Linked DNA regions of Homo sapiens: region 2 is linked to region 1. A link is a contact called in ENCODE Hi-C or POLR2A ChIA-PET data. All regions are on one chromosome and are shown on one strand. The core of a region is the stretch at or near the end of the contact, and the rest is flanking DNA. Distances in the headings are between cores, read along the strand shown. Region 1 overlaps PEX14 (peroxisomal biogenesis factor 14). Region 2 overlaps CASZ1 (castor zinc finger 1).

What was found. A loop is a pair of places that touch in the nucleus more often than their neighbours do. ChIA-PET counts read pairs that join two places held with the same protein, here RNA polymerase II (POLR2A). Pooled maps may share reads with other maps.
Region 2: a pooled map shows a loop between it and region 1 (2.2-fold over the local background). The contact joins two enhancer-like sites. A Hi-C loop is called at or near these places in 1 of 50 pooled maps. POLR2A ChIA-PET finds 5 or more read pairs at or near these places in 3 of 52 experiments (BJ, HEK293 and Panc1).

The regions. Positions count from the first base shown.
Region 1 is chr1:10,494,119-10,497,430 of GRCh38, forward strand. It overlaps PEX14 (peroxisomal biogenesis factor 14), which reads left to right. Exons shown (of 9, transcript NM_004565.3): 2 at 1,156-1,203. Among named protein-coding and RNA genes, the nearest start is that of PEX14, 21 kb to the left of the region's middle. RefSeq lists a silencer at 554-848 and an enhancer at 1,311-1,370. Within about 2 kb of position 1,878, at least 20 of the 41 ENCODE cell types and tissues checked have a DNase peak (open chromatin) inside an H3K27ac peak, as active enhancers do.
Region 2 is chr1:10,716,301-10,719,618 of GRCh38, forward strand. The region is part of intron 2 of CASZ1 (castor zinc finger 1); the gene reads right to left. Among named protein-coding and RNA genes, the nearest start is that of CASZ1, 79 kb to the right of the region's middle. Within about 2 kb of position 1,410, at least 2 of the 41 ENCODE cell types and tissues checked have a DNase peak (open chromatin) inside an H3K27ac peak, as active enhancers do.

The DNA.
Region 1 (3,312 bases), core at 628-3,127:
AGGCTCTTGGGACAGGACTTCGGATGGAGGGATAGAGGCCTTCACCCAGCAGAGTGCTTGCCACTGTGCTGTGTGCCAGCTAATGTGGTAGTAGCTGGGCATGAGGAATTTTTGGGAACCCTCTGCAGACCGGGCCTCTGTCCTTTTCCAAGGCGGCCTGGCACTTCCATCTGATCTGTAATAGCCGGGAGAATGGAGGCTGCAGGCTGTCTCCTGGGACACACAGATTTTGCTGCACTTGTCTGGATATTAACTGTAGATAGATGGCAATTGGCCTGACCATCAGTCACAGTAAACTAATCATAGCTCACTTAGCAGCATACCTGCTTACTTTATTCTTTTGGAGATTTGTAAATTTCTTCAGAATCTGTCTCTACCTCTGCCTCTCCCTTTCTCTAAATTTTGGCCAGATCAGTCAAGGGTCGAAGGCGCCTGTGAGGGTGAGGTAGTGGCCCCAAGGAAGAGGAAACGGGCTAGAGCCAGGGCCTCGGCCACAGTGCTGCCTGCTCGCCTGGAGGTTGGTCTGCTTATATGCCAGCCTGTCACTAGCTTATTTCCAAGAAGGATTTAAGCCTGGGGCTTTCTTTACTATTGTGGGGTGGTGTCCTTAGTGGCAGGTGATGAATAGGAACCTGTGTAGTTTACTGGCTTCTGGGCTCCAGAAACTAGATGCCCAGAGAAAATCCTGAGCGTGGGCAGCTGGGGCCCCCTGGTGGTGGAATCTGGTTCTCCACTGCTGCGCGACTTTTCTTCCCAGTCCCCTGACGTTGGGGAGGTGGCAGAAAGAGGAGGTGTTGTGCTCTCTCTTCAGGCCTTTTCTCTGGACTCTACTCTTCCCGTGGATTTTGGGATGGTCCCCAGCCCTTGCTGCTCAGTAGGTGATCGTGGGCCTTCCTGAGCAGAACCAAGCCTTGTTCTTGGAGTGGTGTGACAAGTGAACCCAGAAACAGTCTTCATCTTCCCTGGTGAATTCAGACTCTTTGGGCTACTTTTTACAGGTAGTCCACTGCAAAATACTCTTGTGTCGTGAAAAACCAGTGAGAGATGTGAGAAAGAGGTGCCAGCGTGCATCGTTTGAGAACGGAACATCTTTGGTTTTTTGATGTCCATTGGGTGGCACTGTGATCTTATTTTTGTTTCCATTTTTCTCTGCAGCCAAGCTCTACTCCAGGAAGTGAAAATGTGCTGCCTCGAGAGCCGCTGGTAAGTACCCAAGATATGTGGTATCACTTTCTAGTAATTAAAATGCCACGCGAGTGAAAAGAAACCTTCTGTTCCTATGGTTCTGCGTCAGTAGTGTCCCTTTAAAAGTAGCTGTTACCTAGAGACTGCCTCTGTCAGTGACCTCTGACTTCTCTTCTCGCGTGTGGGGACGAGTGAGATCTCTCCTTAGTAAAGGCTGGTCCTTTCTAGGACTAAAAGCATCCACCCCAGATGGTCCTGCACCACTTTGTTTGTGGCTGATCAATAGTAATTAGTGAGATTCCTGCGCCCGTGGGAGGCTGAGGTGGAGTGAGGTGGCTGGGCTTCTAGATTGTTTGAAGTAGCCGCCCTCTGCTCTGCCCCTCAGGGTGCGAGCGCCTCAGTGGTCTTTAAAGAACAGGTAAGCGATGGAATTCTGGTTTTGCCTGGTCAGTAATTGTGTGATTGTCATTCCCAACGCTGTCTTCTTAGACTATGGATAGGGAAGAGGCCTATTAAGCACTGCAGGTAATTTTCTCTCCCAAGTGCTTTTCATTTGGTGGCCAGAGTCCCAGGCTGCCCACCCCATTTTCATTCTTTTTTGCTTTTCAGGGCCTGCTGTAAGTCCTCTTGGCTGGGTAGTAAGACTGGCTCTGTATAAACCAGATAAGTTTGATGGGAGAGCCAGCTCTAGGTTTAACTTTTCAGAGCTTTTTCTTCCTGCGTAGCGATAGCAGGCGTAGGGCTGTACTGCCAAGGCTTTGTTTCAGCAGGGCCTGTGGTTTCACCTGTTCTGCTTCACTCCCCTTCTGGCAGTCGCGGGAGGAGATGACGTGAGGGACTTAGCGGGTATGAACACGTCTGAATTCCAGTGTGTACGAAGGCTTTCCCAGGCTGAGGGCGAGTTGGATCCAGTTGAGCTGTCTGTAGAAAGGCCGAGGTGATACAAGCACTGCTGGGACTGTTTCAGGGGAGCAGTGTTGTCATTCATGTCACCTGCTGTTACGTCACCAGTTACGGGCTTATATCCCAGCACTCCCACGGTGGCCTCGTTTCACTCTTTTGGTATTGCCCAGTTCCTTCCTTGAGGTCATGGTGGTGGGAAAGCCCAGGAGGCCCCACCTTGCTAGTCTCTCCGGACGTCTGCCTGCTTCCCTGGGGCCTGCCTCAGTGCCCCTCAGGCCGAAGTTGTGGTTGTTTTAGACTGAAGTGCAGATTGAACACCATAGGCCGCTGCAGTCCTTTCCTTCCTCTCTCTTTTCAAATTTTGATGTACCCATTTAACTGGTCATCGGAGGAGTGGCCAGTCCATCTTTTGGGGCTTGATTCGACAAGCTCTTTGGGAGCCCTGAGCAGTTGGCCAGCTCACTGATTTCTGGTATTTGGAGCCCTGCAGACCCCTTGCTCTGCTAGTGTTTCTGTGCCCTGCTCTTCCTGCTGTACTGTGCATCTGCTTGTTGGTTGGTTGTATTTTTATTTCTTTCTTTTCTGGGAGGCCCTGAGCAGTCTTCAAACCCTAGTAGCCTGTGATCGTCCAGAGTTCAGACTCATTCTCTCCAGGCCAACTCCACAATTACCTTATATTTAATTAATATTTTTTCTCCTCTTTACGTACTTGCTGCATAATTGCTCAGAGGAAAGAAAACACATAGCGGCAATTTATATATATATATAAAATAATAATTAAAAAAACCCCCGAAATAAACTCCCATCTCATTTGGGCTGATCCTATGAGTTGGGTAATTAGGGCCCTATTAAAAGGTAGACCCTTTCTCCTTCCCCCACTTTTTTGTTTATTAAATTTTTTATATTAAACTCCCACAGTCTCTCAGTCATGCCCTTATTGCTTTTGGCCAAGCATTTGCAGCAGCCTGATTAAACGGGGGCACCAGCTGAGTCGCGTGGTCTTGTGTGAACTGCTTCTTCCTCCTGGGAGTGGTGTTGGGAGGGTGTCAGGCAGAGGAGCCCGCTGAGGACTCGTGTGGCAGGGCGGGGGCACAAGATGGGCAGCCCCCTTGCACAGAAAGCCCCACAGCTCAGTGTGGTGGTGTTGCGGTTTGTGAAAACACACAGCAGTCAGCCCTTCCACAGGGAGGGAGCTTTCTCAGGCCATGTGTATTTGCTGTCTCC
Region 2 (3,318 bases), core at 160-2,659, 220 kb after region 1:
ATCCGCTCCCCATCCACATGGCTCTCGGGTAGACCCGGAGTGCTGATACCTGCCTCCATTTCCAGAGGAAGTCACATGCACAAGCCGGCTAGAAGAGGCACAGGCAGAGAGGCATGGATGGGGACCCCGGCTTAAATCTGGCTTGCTCACATCAAAAGATTCATGGGGAGCAGTGGGCAGAGGGAGACGTATGGACCATCTGGGGGGATACTGAGGGTGGCTGCACTTGAGCCCCTGTGCTGAGCGTAAAGCCAGACCCAAGGGAAGGGGCTCCCCAAGCGAGAGCAGCAGAACGAATGCCCCGGTGCAGAGAGTAAGAAGAGGAAGAACAGGCGGAAGTGGCACTCTGCTGTTCTGCTGACCCTCTAGACAGCACAATAAATCTAGACTGGCCAGGATGGAGGGGCTCCCCAAGAGCTGCCCAGTGGCAGGTAGCACAGAAAGTCCTGGAATGCCACTAGTAGGCAGGGCCAGGCCACCTCCCTGGGCTGAGACCCGGCCCTGAGCATGGAGTCAGTCCATCCCCCAAAGGCTTTCTCAAGCCTTCCCCTCTCCAGCTTCCTTAGCCACATTGTACAGAGCGGGGGTCCCTTTCTTGGAGTTGCAATGACAGGCGGCTCTCTCTCCCTGGCAGTCTCTTTTACGTTCGGTCAAACTTCTCCCCCATCTCAAGGCTGCCCCTGCCTTCACCAGCACAGGCAGGCGGGGCACAGACCTAGCAGAGGGCTGGGCCTCAGGGCTCCCCTAGAGAGACTCAGATGGGCTGGGCTGCTGGAGGGACAGGAGCAGGAGGGACAGACGGCCAGCGAGGACACTGGGGAGGGCGTGTCTCCTTAATAAGCCCTTTCTCTGGAAGAATCAAAATCATTATAGTATTTTTACCTAATGACAGAAAAATCTACGAACGCCTGCCTATCAGCACTTTCCAAAAAGCCCCTGCAGTTCCCACGGAACCCACTCACCCCACCCCCAGCCTCTGCAGCTCCCCAGTTCCCCAAACTTCCCACTTGGCTTCTCTGCCTTTCTGTCCGATGCATCTTTCCTGCCTTGCCGTGCTGGGGTGTTGGTGAGTTGTTGGAGGTTTTTTTTTCTTTTCTTTTCTTTTTTGCTATTTATCAGCAGGTTGTGTGGAGCTGAGTGGTGTGAGCCTCACCCTGCTAAATAAAGCTTTGGTATTTCTGATAAAGCCATCAAATTCCTTATCGCACTGACACAAAGTGCATTTAAAGAGACAGACACCCTGTCCCTCCCTCCTCACCAGCCCCTGCCCCCTCCAACCAGTTCAGATTTCCAGCTGCTCAGACACTTTGGGATCAGACACCAAATACGGCTCCTGAGGACATGGATGGGGGGCAGGGGGCAGGGGACAGGGGCGGAGGTAGAAAACCCTTGCCAATTCCCCCCCAACTGATGTCAGAGCTGCCGGCACCCTGAACTCGGTCCCAGGGCGTGGCATGGGGCTTCCTGACCCAACTCTGGAAGCCGAAGGGAGCTATGAATAGAGACGTCCTGCACCGGAGGACGTCCTCATAAACAGAACAATCCTGTGGTAGGACAACAGCCATCAGTGGGAGGAAGAGTCCGGGCAGGCTGGTGGGCCTTTAAGGCTGTGCAGCCGCTGCGAGCACGCCTGGTCGCCTCAGCGACCAAAGCGGGTGCAGGGACGGGCCGAGGGGGCTACGGAGGCCCATTCAACACTGGGCAGACACACTCAGCAAAGCCTGACTTCACACATCCCTGGGAGGTGGGTGGAACTGCCTTCCCATTTGACAGATGAGGAAACTGAGGCTGGCCCAATGCCACAGGGCCAGGGGCAGGCCCAGCTGGGGCCCCAGCCCAGGCTTGTGGACAGCAGGGCTCGGCTCTGCTAAGTGAGAGATGTTCCTCCCCCGACTGGTTCGCAGTCTCCCCTTCCGCCCTGTTGCCGTCCACTCCCCATTTAGGATCCCACAAGACAGGCCTTCCTGTGTCCCCGTGCCCACTCCCACCTCCTCGGCCCTGACTCGGCAGCCCAGGCCCTGCGCCCACACACAGCCTGTTGGTTGAGGAATCAAATTTATTATTTTTAATTATTTTGATTTATCAAAGCAGCAGCTACAATCATATTAAACCAACTTGGCTTCTTGGCATTTAACAGATATAGCTGCCGCAGGACTCCCCCAGACTCCATAAAACATCCAGTCTGTCCACCTGCTCCCCAAGGAGGGCACGCCAGGCTCCTTCTCCAAGAACCCCAAATTGGAAGGCCACTAGGCCCCCACTTCTGGTTCTGCCCTGCCAGAGGCACATGCAGCCAAAGTCGCTGAGGGCCAGAGGGTGGGAAAGGAACAGGCTGGGCAGAGCTGCCAGTGCCTTGGGACACAGTCACCTCCATGCTTTAGCCCAGGAGACCCTGCCGGAGTCCTGACCCACTGGGGAGTGGGCAGCAGACCCAGGCCCACAACGTCTCCACTGGCATCCGTAGGAGTCTGCTCTATCCCACACCTATGACTGGGCACTTAACCTGCAGGAGCCAAATCATTCTGCAGAACCTTGCCCACAAGAGGAATTACTGCCTCTTTCTTTTTCTTTTCTTTTCTTTTTTTTTAAGACAGGGTCTCTCTTGCTCTGTTGCCCAGGCTGGAGTGCATTTGTGCATTTGGTATTTCTGATAAAGCCATCAAATTCCTTGGTGTGATCTCTGCTCACTGCAACCTCTGCTTTCCGGGTTCAAGCAATTGTTGTGCCTCAGCCTCCCGAGTAACTGGGATTACAGGCACTCGCCACCACACCTGGCTAATTTTTTTTTTACTTTTAGTGGAGGTGGGGTTTCCAACCATGTTGGCCAGACTAGTCTCGAACTCCTGACCTCAAGCAATCTGCCCGCTTCCGGCTCCCTAAGTGCTGGGATTACAGGCGTGAGCCACCGCACCCGGCCCCGTGCCCCTTTCTTGTAAGGGGAGAGCCTGAGGTTCGGAGAAGGGAGGTCTGCCAGCAAGGCACAGCTCCTAAGAACAGTAAGGCTGTTTCTCTTCTATTTGAATCAAAAGCCCTCATTCTTTTGACCGTACCCCACTGCCTTCCCTTTAGACCTGAAAAGCTGCAACCTGCCCACGAACTGTGGAGAATGGTAGCCCAAGACAAGGGACCCTGAAATTCAAGGTGATGTCCTAAGGCTGCACACGCCATGCATTTAGAATCTGAGTGCTTGGGAGAAGGGATCCCTAAGAAGCAGCGCTGTGGGGAAGGTGGCACCGAACAAGTTTCTAAGGGACACTCAGGTCCACCTGGAGCACGAGGAGAGGCTGGCCACCTGTAGGGCATGGGGAACGGGGGCTC